Linked DNA regions of Homo sapiens: region 1 is linked to region 2. A link is a loop called in an ENCODE intact Hi-C map of the cell type or tissue named here. Cell type or tissue: OCI-LY7. All regions are shown on one strand. Each heading gives the region's core, and the rest is flanking DNA. Links, peaks and the distances in the headings are about the cores only.

Region 1 (6,537 bases), core at 1,538-6,537, 85 kb before region 2:
CAGCACTTTGGGAGGCTGAGGTGGGTGGATCAGCTGAGCTCAGGAGTTTGAGACCAGCCTGACCACTGTGGAGAAACCCCATCTCTACTAAAAATATAAAATTAGCCAGGTGTGGTGGCACATGCCTGTAATCCCAGTTACTCGGGAGGCTGAGGCAGGAGAATCACTTGAGCCCGGGAGGTGGAGGTTGCAGTGAGCCGAGATCGTGCCACTGCACTCCAGCCTGGGCAACAAGAGCGAAACACCATCTCAAAACAAACAAACAAACAAACAAACAAAAATGAACCCAGATCACATTGCTTTCCTTCTCAAAAACCCTCCAGTGGCTCCCCACACAGGTCTCCTTCATGTTCCTCAAACTCACCTGCTGGGTATGCTCCTACCTTAGGGCCTTTACACTTGCTATCCCCTGTGCCTGGACTGTTCTTTACACAGGTATCTATATACTCACTCCCTCACTAGTCAGTGAGTGAGGCCTTCCTTCACTTCTCAATATAAAATTGCAACCGCCACCAAACCAGACACTCCTGATACCTTCCGTGCTTTAATCAGCATGTTGAAATACCACATGACAATATTTACGTATTTCTCTTGTTTGTGTGTTTTTTCCCACTGGAGAGTAGCTCCAGGAAAGCAGGTTCTCTTGTCTGCTTTTTTTACTGCTATATTCTCAGGGCCTGACACATAGAAGAAACTCAAGTATTTGTTGGTTGAATGCACAAGCTAACAGAGGTTCATTTTTCTCATGGAACAAGAATATGGAAGCAGGTGGGCCTCAGTGTGGTTGAGAGGCTCATCATGCCTTCAGAGAGCCAAGGCTCTTTCCACCTTTTCCCTCTGCCAACCTCAGTGTGTTGTGATGTCTCTTTTCATGGTCTCAAGATGGCTGAAGTTGCTCAAACCCTGTCCCCCCTCCATAACTTATCACAGGAAGAAAGGGTGAAGCTCTCCTAGTGCATCTCTCACTGATCATCAGGAAAGTCTTTGCCAGAAGTTCAGCAGTCTCCCCAAAACTGGTCATAACTGGGTTAGACATCCATCCGCAAACCAGCAGTTGGCCAAAAAAAGTGAGATTCCCCTGACTGGAAAAGCTGTCATGTTCCTCTCTTGGGGCTGACACACGGCCACCTCGGAGCTGGACAAAATCAGAGTTGTGTTGGTTTTTAAAAGAAGGCAGGGGTGGGGAAGGCTCACCCACAGCAGGTTTCTACACAAGATGGGCACGGCTTCTGGAGGATGTTAACAGCCCCCCTTGAATCATGACTCAGAGGTATGCCTATCTTTTGTACCCCAAAAGTCAGAGGACCAGGGTTGCACTGTGATTTTTGTAAGATGGACGGAACCCTGCAGCAGCCCGTCTGTCCCAGTGATTAGTCACATCACCATCCATTTCCCCATCCCCATCCCTCCCTCTGCCAGCCCAACATGCTCCCAGAGTGTGAGAAGAGCCAGCCTCTGCTTCACTGCCGCATTCTATTCCACCAGAAAAGGACACCTCCCTTTGCATGGCCCATTGCCTCAAGACCCAAGAAAGAGTCTCACTACTTTTGAATCAAAGGCTTTATCTTTAAGAAAGCAGATTTAGAGAATCAGAATTTTCTTCCATTTTGGTTCTATTAAGAAAAGTATACCAAATTAAAAATTAAGAACTATTTTTTAATAGATAATACATGTACATGGTACAAAATTCAAAAGGTACAAAAGGTGTACATTGAAAAGTCATTCCCACCCCTCTTCCCAGAGGCAATTCAGGCTGCCGGGCTGCTAGATATCCTCCCAGAGACATCCTAGGCATATGCAGGTGGACATATGATATACACGTGTATACGTCTGTGTGAAAACATATGCACACACATACATCTACACACTTTCTCCATTCCAAACATTAGGATACCATGGGCTTTTTTCCTCACTTAATCATGCATCTTGGGGCCCATTCTATGGTAGTACACACACACAGGATCCATTGTTTTAAATTTCTACAAACTATTCCATTGTTTAAGCTGGCCATAATGTATTTAACCATTCCCCTGTATTGGTGGCACTCTCCAACTTTTTGCTATTACAATGTTTCAACAAAAACTCTTGTACACAAGTACCTTGTACACAGGTACAATTCTTAGGAGTAGCATTGCTAGTTCAAAGAGCTTATGCATTTGCACTTTTGATAGACACCGTCCAGCTGTCCCCCATGGAGTGCCTACATGTCACACTCCTGCCACCACCGTATCTAGTGCTGCCACCCACAGCCTTGCACTGTGGTCCCACTTCTTGGTTCACATGGCTGAGACATTTCTGCCCATCAAGTTACCTTTAGGTTCATGACACATTTTGAGCCAAAACATACCTTATCTCTAACATTAGTGTAGTTCTTCCCTCTCTTTTTCCCTTCTTAGGGAATAAAAAAAAAAATCTGTAAAAGGCAATTCCTTTGAAAGATTCAAAACCTCTGACACCTTGTTTCATCTCAAACTTCAAGGTTACAGTATAACATACTCTGAGAGAGACCCTCTAAAGTTGTGAAAACTGTTCTCAAACTAAGCATCAAGTAGAGGAAAGGTTCAATCTAAATTTTCCTAATAGAGATGCAAAGTTGCAATGTGGAAAAGCCATTTTATCCAACCGGAATTTCCCAGTCAGTCATCTACCTTGAGCTAGATGCTGGGGAGAGTGTGGTAAGACAAGCCCTTACTTTTGTTGCGCAGGGCCACTGGACATGGGCAGGCAATGGGGACGGATGTAAGGCTGGCGTGGAACATCCACGGTATTCCCTGTGTTGTCAAGTATGCTGCAGATCAGCACCAGATTCTCCAGTTTTGCACATTTATTGAGAAGAGGGAATACTATTATAGCATTACCTTTTACAATGCATCTTCAGCCTGTAATAGAAGGAATGCTCTGGACTTCATGAAAAGGATCAAGAGAGGGCCTGGGGGATTCTGAAGATGCACAGAACAAGGCACTTTCCTTGGCAATCCCAACCATGGGGACAGATGATGGCATCCATCCTATGGGGCTCTTTATTGTACTGTTCTGCATTAAGATGTTCTTTTACTTTGAGGCCAACACCAGCCATGAGTAAATCATAAAGTGCTTCCTTAAAGTGTTCTTCCTCAATGCATGTTTCAACATCTGCACTTCAGAACAAGTGGTCAGGCTCAAAGTAACTGTGCTACTGCTAGATACCTACCTCCCTTTTAGGGTGATCAGTCACCTACAGAGTGGGCAAACAAGACCATATGAGGCAGCAGAAATATGAGGGCACAGGTTAGAGCCAGGGCTCACTGTCCGGAGTGCCCTTTCAGGCAGGTCTGCTTCGGTCACTAGAGACGTACTGGGGCCTGACAACATCAACAACGTCACAACCCTGAGGTCTGAGGTCCCGGGCATGGCACTTTGTGAGGTAGTAAAAGGACTGTCTGAAGGTCTTCTCCAGCCTCTGCTCAAGGTTTCAGGAGGTCCCGAGGGCTCGGTATTGTCAGAGAATGCTTCCCATGCCTGGACCCTGGACCTTCTGGTTGTGCTGATGGACTCAGCGGACACTGGCAGGACCCAGCTATCCTGAAAATATTAAGGGCTACGAGCTAGAACCATTAAAACCATGAACTTCGGACTCTAACAGAGATATGCTTGACAAACTGGGAATTTGCCCTCTGTTAAAACAACCCTCAGTGTGACTCTGACGACTGTTTAACATTCTGTACCTCCCTCTAGTGGTGTTAGCTAACCCAGTCATCCAACAGAGACGGAGCACAGGTCAAAGACATCAACAAATGTCCTAGCATCTCCCCACGCACCTCGTGATCACGCAATCTTGTCCTGCTCACAACAGCTCTGATCGCGGCTTAAAGCAGAGCAGTCCCATGTACTCCATAAGAAGCAAGAAGTGGGAGGGAGCCCCCAACCCAGAGGCTGGCGGAGATTCCACAGCACTGGGCAGCCTGCCCGCTAGCAACTCCCTGTGCTGATTGAGCAGGGAGCCTCTCTCTCCTGGGGAAACCTGGTTCCTCCTGAAGCGCATATTTTGAAAAAGTAACTTAAGGATGTTCTTGCTTCCTTTTAACTCCGGAGAAGCCTGTGGGCTTAGAGCACAATTCCATACTATGTCTGTCTAAGCACACAGAGCCATAGCCCTGGGAAGATGACCCCTTCTGGTGCTCCAGGTGGCTTCTGAAATGATCAGGGGCCTTGGGGCATCTCCTTACCCTATACGGCTTCACCAAAAAGTCATGTAACATCCTAATTACTCAGAAAGGCACTGTCCACACTGAGAGTTGTCTGCAGCAAGTGTGAAATTTGAGCTCAAACTGGCTTCTGTAGTCTAATTCAAAGTGTATTCAGGCAACAAAAACTGATTTATCCGTAGTAGGCCTTGTCGATAAAAAAAAAAAGGGAATAGAGATCTATGGACACCTCTCTATACCAAAACCAAACCAAATGAAACTCCTATGAAATACAGCTCAAAATAAATGCCTGCACTTTCAAAAAGAATTACTGGTTGCTTTGGATTCATCATGCCATACTTTCCCCATCAGCACAGAGGTGGACTCCAGTAACCCCAGAATGTCATCTGCCTCCCTACCACCTTTGGACAAATATTCAAATAACTGCCCCAACTGCTCACAAAGTTCAGTTAGCCAGGGGTGGGCCTACAAGCTGCTTAACAAGACAACGCAGATGTTTCCCTGACTGAAATAATTTCAAACGCAGTCAAACTTCTGTCTCCTTCCCCTGCCCTCAGAGTGCCACCTGTTCTTTTGCAATTACTTGCTTCAACTTAGCCCTTCAAAACCCCCACATGACCACGGCTCAGGGACCAGCTGAGGTGGAGCTGCACATGACCCAAGAAGCGCTCGCAGGTGGCAGTTTCTATTTGCAAGCTGCTGCTTCCGCCTGGCTCAGGTAGGCCTTGCTGGCCCTGGCACTGAAACCAGTGGCTGTTTTTAATCCAGCACGTGTGTGTGTTTTTAAATCTGTACACATCAGCCCTGCTTAATCACATCCATTAGGGACTAAAAATGAACACATTTCTGTGGCTGCTGAATGCCCCACTTGCTTGACATGTTTAAGCTTTTGTGTTACTGTGCAAACCTGCCACCTGGTATGTTTGCAAGATTTATGCAAAATGGAGCACAAACCTACAGAACATGACTGAGTTACCAGACTCCTGAGGACCAGGGCAGCAGGAGCTCCATGTTTGATCTGCACTGGTCATTTCCAAGGATTAAAATCAACCCTCAGCTGCCCTTCAAGGCCCTCCAAAGCCTAGTCTCAGCCCTACTTCCCAGACGGGTCTCTGAAGCCTCCTGCAGAGACTAGCTTATTCCCTCCTTTCCCAACATGCATGCCTTGTACTCCTCTGCACTCTCTTGGGTTTTTAATCATAGTGTATTTTCATTTAAAACAGTCTTCCTATCAACATCCGATTCTCCCTTTAGATAGGGCTCAAATGCTGCCTCCTCCAGGAAGTTTCCCTGGATCTCTGCAAACCCTACTGCTCTTCCTCCTGACACCCTACTTGCCTTGAGTGCAGGGAACAGTGTCTATCTCTCTCCTGGCTCAGACCATGACCCATCTGCAGCGTAGCCTCATCAAATGTGCCTTCAATGAGGGGGATGCACAGCCCCTCTGCATGCTGTGACTCACATGAACATTGGGGCAGGGGAAGGTATAATTTTTATTGACGTGTCCTCAGCACAAGGTCTGTTTTCAATTTTCTGAGAAATCAACTTGAGTAACGTATAAAAATTAAAACAACACTGAACTTTCGTTCCAGTTGCTGTCACCACCAAGCCTGCTGGCTGGCACCTGGAGGAGCTGGGAACAAAAGGTACCATGGCAGGTGAAAGGCCCAAGTGACCAACACTACATGGGCTGATCATTTCAGCTAAATGCCTTCTGTTTACTGAAAAACATCTTGGATAGCCCAGTTCTGCGGTCAAGTGTGCTGTATCTGCCTCCCTGGGCCACCTGCTGGGTACTTGTGCAGTAGGAACTGTGTTTTACACGTCTCTGAATCTTCCTCAGTGCTTATTTCTCAGTGGTTGCTGAACTAATACTTGCTAAACAAATGAATTCTTCTTTATTCAGAGTCCATACAAATACAGGTACCTTCATAAGCGCAATGTTACTGGAGACATAAAAGTTGAATCAACAGAGAACAAGTACTCCCTATATTCTTCATAGGATGATGGGTGTTATCCAAGCCACGTGTTTACTGTCTGACTCCATCAACAGCAGCCAACAGAGATGAATGGAAGCAAAGAGGAGAAAGAAAACATCCAGGTTGTTGAAATCATCACAACTGCATCTCTCTACTGTCGCTTTCAGAACCATTTCATGATCTTGTAGGTGATATACGGTGCTTAAAAGTAAAATCAATGACATACAGCCACGGCTGGGGATGTTCAGGAGGCCTTCGCTTTCACCTTGGACAGCAGCATCTCGTTCTTGCGGCCCTCCTGGAGGGAAAGCAGAGAGTATAGAGAGAGTGGTGACTACATTAGCACCCATGTGAGGCCAAGATGGTCTCAAAGC
Region 2 (5,000 bases), core at 1-5,000:
CAGGATCCAGGACAGACGGACCCATTACAGGACAAGCCAGGCCCATCACAGGAATTCTGATGTTAAGAGGACAAGAAACCACACAGAGGCTCTCACCTGAACAACAGGAAATATGTGAATAAAATCCATCCCCTGGATCTGGTGGGGCTCCAGCTGGTGTGGGCATTTCATCCTTGGCAGGACCGAGACAATTTTTTCTGACAGAGCTCTGTTCAGAAAAAGTAACAAGCAAAGAGTGAGGCATACTAAGTAGCCTTTATGGCATCTCTAAAGTCTGGGCAGCATCACAGACGGATCTGGGACTTCTCCATGCCAGGCTAGTCCAGACCATGACAAGTTTCTCCTAGATGACTGCAAAATGAGAAAAATAAGCACAATTTGGTGGTGTGTAGGTGTGTGGTCACAAAACTGCCTTCATCCTTTATTCTATAATGTTTTTCTTCCTACTTTTTTGGATGTAAAATATTTTGTGAAATGATGGTAACATTAGAGGTAGTCGTTACTATTTTTTAACTTCCTTATGTAGTAAGATAAAAAGTTATTAGTGCCCCGTATTCTTTTTACATTTCGTTTTACTGATCTACTCTTTCTAACAGTTTGAAAAAAGTATTCTAAATATCAGGCAACAAATAATTACCAGACCTTACACCAGGTACCCAGAATATTAACATGAAACATGGAGCCCCATTTCCAAAAGAGATTTGGAGTTCTCTACTCTCTGGTACAAGGATATTTTTAAAATAAATAGTAGCCTTTAATTTTTTGATACTCTAAAATAAATTCTAGAGTTGAAGGAACTGTATATCCTCACTCTCATTTCCATACAGAAGAGATATTTTCTGCTTCTTATAAGGGACACCGACCTTTCTCTAACACCTCGCCTCAGTCTTCCTCCTATAGAAGACCACAAGGTGGGACTGAGAAGGGAGGAACCAGGCTTCCTGAGGCCTCAGAGTTTTCTTCTCTGTAGGTCAGGAGGAAAGCATCCTCTCCTGCTAGGGAGGTTTCTCAGCTCAGCCTGAGCTGGGGTAGGACAGTTTATGGCAGCACTGGTGGAGGGATTTGTATGCAAGTCTGTTTTATTGCAGCCTGAAACCTCCTTCTCGAATCAGTTGGCATTTCATCTCTAGCTATGTGATTCCTGTTTCTTATACTATCTTAATTGGATCAGACTCAAGGGGAGAGAAAAGATACTATTCAGTGGTGTGCCTGACCCCAAAGCCATGGTATGTAGCCTGGGAACATTGAGAAGCAGTCACCAGGCATGGCCTTGTGGACATCTGGAGAAATAGGAGCTTCTGGCTCAGCCTACATGAATAGGTTACATTGCCACACAAGACCCTTTAAAAAAAATCTTAGCCAGTCACAGCAGCTACTGTGGCCTTATAAACAAATACAGTACTATGTTCTAATAGACAAAGGTCCAGGTAAACAAAGGTCACTTAGAACTTACTAGGTGCTTCAAATTCAACAAGTTTTGGGTCTCCCAAAAGTGTTTCTTGTTCAGAGAAGTCTTGTCCACCTTTATCTTTCTGCAGTTCAATAATCCTTCCAAGGAGACAGATACCCTCAAGATGAACATCTGACTCAGGGCTGGGTGAGAGTTATTACTGTCTTATCTATGATTCACTTAGTAGGTTTCACCCCTCAGTCTTAGTATTAACAGTAACTAGGTGACCTAGGAACTAAAGTTAAAACAGCCCCCCAGGGAATGGGCACTAGAGAACACATTAAGAAACAGTGTCTGGTATCTGGAAAATAGCTTCACAAGTTGGGACCAAGGTTAAAACTGCTGAGGACAACAGTAATACCCCACTGATCATAAGATCAAATGTCAGATCCAATGTGTTAATAGAAAAAAATATGGAAGGGGGGAGATTAATCCCTCACTGCACACATTCATAGAAGAGAGGGAGTATCTTCCTCCTAGGAGGGAAGCATATAGGAGAATATTTGCTGCCTCTTCCCCCTCACCCTTCCTCCCTAACAGAGGAAGGGGTGAAGAGTGATTTATCCACAAGTCCTGAGAGGGGCCAGGCATGGTAGCTCATGCATGTAATCCTAGTGCTTTGGAAGGCCAAGGAGGGAGGTCACTTGAGGCCAGGAGTTTGAGACCAGCCTGGGCAACATAGTAAGACCTTGTCTGCATAAAAAAATTTAAAAATTAGCCAGGCATAATGGTGCATTCCTACAGTCCCAGCTACTCAAAAGACTAAGGCAGGAAGATCACTTAAGCCTAGGCGTTTGAGGCTGCAGAGAGCTAAGATCACGCCACAGCACCCTAGACCAGGCAAGAGTGGAACTCTGTCTCTTAAAACAAAACAAAACAAAAGTCCTGAGAGGAAGAAGAAAATTTTCATGCAGCTCTCAGCCACTCCTGGTGCCCTTCCTTTCTGGGCAGCCTGTCTTTGGGACACATGCATCTTTTCTGCCATAAGATATGTTGCCTGCCCCACAGGGGAAGCCAGTGGTTGTCCAGGTCTGCTTGGGACTCACATGGGATAGCTTGGTAGTGAAGCACTAACAAACCCATTTGGCAACATATCTAAGGTTCTCTGTTAAGCTTTTTTTAAAATTTTGATCTCCATCAGACTCTCATAGCTTATTTAATTTCCTTGAAACTTGTAAGAAGAGATGAGTGTTCAACTGGTACTGCTGCCTAAACTCCAAGCTTAGCAAATGAAAATGAATATCAGTTCTGGTTTTGCTCAATGCAGGTCCCAACTAACTATGCAGGGGCACGTGATCAATACAGCCTTTCCTTAGTTACATTTTGGTTCAGCAGGAGGAGAGCTCCCTCTTGTGGCTACAGATATATTGGTTTGCATAGAGTTACCAATTGCCTAGAACCATACATAATAGCTTAAAAACAAGAGGCTGGGACCCACACCACCATCCAGCCTAACCCCCTGCCTTCAGACATGGCATTTCCTGGCCACTCTTCGGAGCCAGCCTACTCACCCAGTTCATAAAGGTCCAGAGAGAAGGCTATCACGGGTCATCCTAGGATTTACAACCCTCTTAAACCCACCTCTCAGAAATTACTGCCAAGTCTGGACAGTCTTGGCAGCCAAGGTGAGGACATGGAGGAAAATGCAGGCAGGCTGGGGGTAGGGAAAGAAAGTGAGAAAGACTTCTTCCAGAAATCTAACAATCCCCTTTCAGCTTCTACCTGCGGCTCTAGGTGGATCCTTCAGATTTCCTAAAAATCACAGAAATTAGCAATTGCAGAGGTCACCAGGCCGGTTTCCTAGACTAAGATTTTAACATGCCCAGCTGTGACTAGTTTGACTCCTTTAGTTTTTAAGAGTGTTCAGTGCACTGCTTTCTTCTCCACTGCAAACAGCTTGAAAGACAGTGAATTAAACCTGGGTCTAAATTCAAGTTCCACCACAACTCTGAAACTTTTGGCAAGTAACTTGGTCCAGGTCCAATACTCCTATCATAAAACTAGGGATAATCCCTACTCAAAGCGGTAGTGAAGGTAAAATAATAAAATACACATGCAAGTGCTTGGAACACAGATGCCCAATAAAATGTTTGTTGTTGAAATGAACTCAGTTATAAATGTAAAATCCCATTTATGGGCCTCTGGCCATAGGACCCTCTGTTAATGGGGCTTCAGAAGAAGATAGAAGTAGAGGATAGAAGCTTATGGAACTCTCAGCAAAGAAAGATGACAGAGAACAAGGCCTCAATTGGGCACATAAAGAAGACAGCTTGAGAGACAACCATGCCGTCAATAGGCAAGTGTGCTCCTTGGACATACGTCCAGCCCACCCATTAAATTGACTAGATATACTGGAAGACGGCAAACATAAGGCAGTTTTAGTCTAAACTGCACCTAACCAGAAACTCTATGGTGGGGGGGAACACCAAACAGAACACATTCCAAAACCAAACAGAAAAGATTTTTAGATGACTCAGTACCCTGTGGCTGTAACATGTCTTCTACAGATAATAAAGAATGAGCTACCTGATGCACTGCTGACTCTGGTGGGTCCTTAGTCACGTAAACCCGTCTCCAGCTTTGCCCACAGTTACAGTTCATGGCTCTGCACTTAAGAGACACACATCAAGCACTTACCAGGGAATATAACACATCCTCAATCCCTTATCCAAACCCTTTGGGTCAGATGTGTTTCAGAATTCTGAATTTTTTAGATTTAGTTCCTTAGAATACCTAAGGGATACATATTATATATTATGTAAGAACCCAGGAAAATCTAGAGTCACACTCTATAATAAAAAAAAATTTATTTAGCAAAACTTATAAATAGTCACATAAGTGGGATCAATAAAGCTATAAATTCAGTCAATTCAGGTTATGTTTTGCTCCCAAATAAGCTTTGTATCTAAACCTAAAAGAAGAAAAAACAGTTTTCAGTGTCTTTTAGATTTCAGAAATATAGACAAGGAATTGAGAAGACATAGAAAAATACTGTGTTCCCATATCTATTAAAAGTATAATGGAATGCTGCCACTGATGGGAGTCTACCATATTCCCTAAGGATATCGAAATGAAAACAGGGCCTAACGACCACTGGAAAACTCAAGGGGAATTTAGGAAAAAAGCACACGTGGGATCCAAGAAATGGTAAAACTAGCACAGAAAAAATGCAATGAAAAGAAATACCAGCACATCAAGAGTGCCACAGGTATAGGAAGCAATCAGCTCAAAGACAGAAGCTTCCAAGAAAAGCATCCTCAAGAAGACAAAGAATTCATGCTAATGAACAGCCTGATTAAGAAGCATAGGCCAGGTGCGGTGGCTCACACCTCTAATCCCAGGAGGCCAAGGCGAGAGGATTGCCTGAGCCCAGGAGTTTTAAGACCAGCCTGGACAAGATGGTGAGACACCATCCCTACAAAAAATTTAAAAATTAGCTGGGCGTGGTGGTGTATGCCTGTGGCTCTAGCTACACAGGAAGCTGAGGTAAGAGGATCACTTAAGGAAGTCGAGGCTGCAGTGAGTGGTGTTGGCACCACTGCACTCCAGC

Evidence for each region. A loop is a pair of places that touch in the nucleus more often than their neighbours do. Peaks named below come from ENCODE experiments on the same cell type or tissue, not always from the same donor. Only the 100,000 strongest peaks of a DNase experiment are listed, where the experiment ranks them.
Region 1: a loop joins it to region 2, with 2.3 times the contacts of the local background. A loop is called at or near these places in 2 of 110 quality-filtered maps.

What each region holds. Positions count from the first base shown.
Region 1 is chr2:117,913,936-117,920,472 of GRCh38, forward strand. It overlaps CCDC93 (CCC complex scaffolding subunit CCDC93), which reads right to left. Exons shown (of 24, transcript NM_019044.5): 24 at 1,546-6,461. The coding sequence ends at 6,408. Among named protein-coding and RNA genes, the nearest start is that of CCDC93, 97 kb to the right of the region's middle. In OCI-LY7, for the core only: a CTCF peak has its summit at 3,829; a DNase peak (open chromatin) is centred at 4,876; H3K4me3 peaks cover 2,828 bases; H3K27ac peaks cover 4,137 bases.
Region 2 is chr2:118,000,725-118,005,724 of GRCh38, forward strand. It overlaps CCDC93 (CCC complex scaffolding subunit CCDC93), which reads right to left. Exons shown (of 24, transcript NM_019044.5): 4 at 97-208. Among named protein-coding and RNA genes, the nearest start is that of CCDC93, 11 kb to the right of the region's middle. In OCI-LY7, for the core only: CTCF peaks have their summits at 2,807 (motif pointing left) and 3,009; a DNase peak (open chromatin) is centred at 2,777.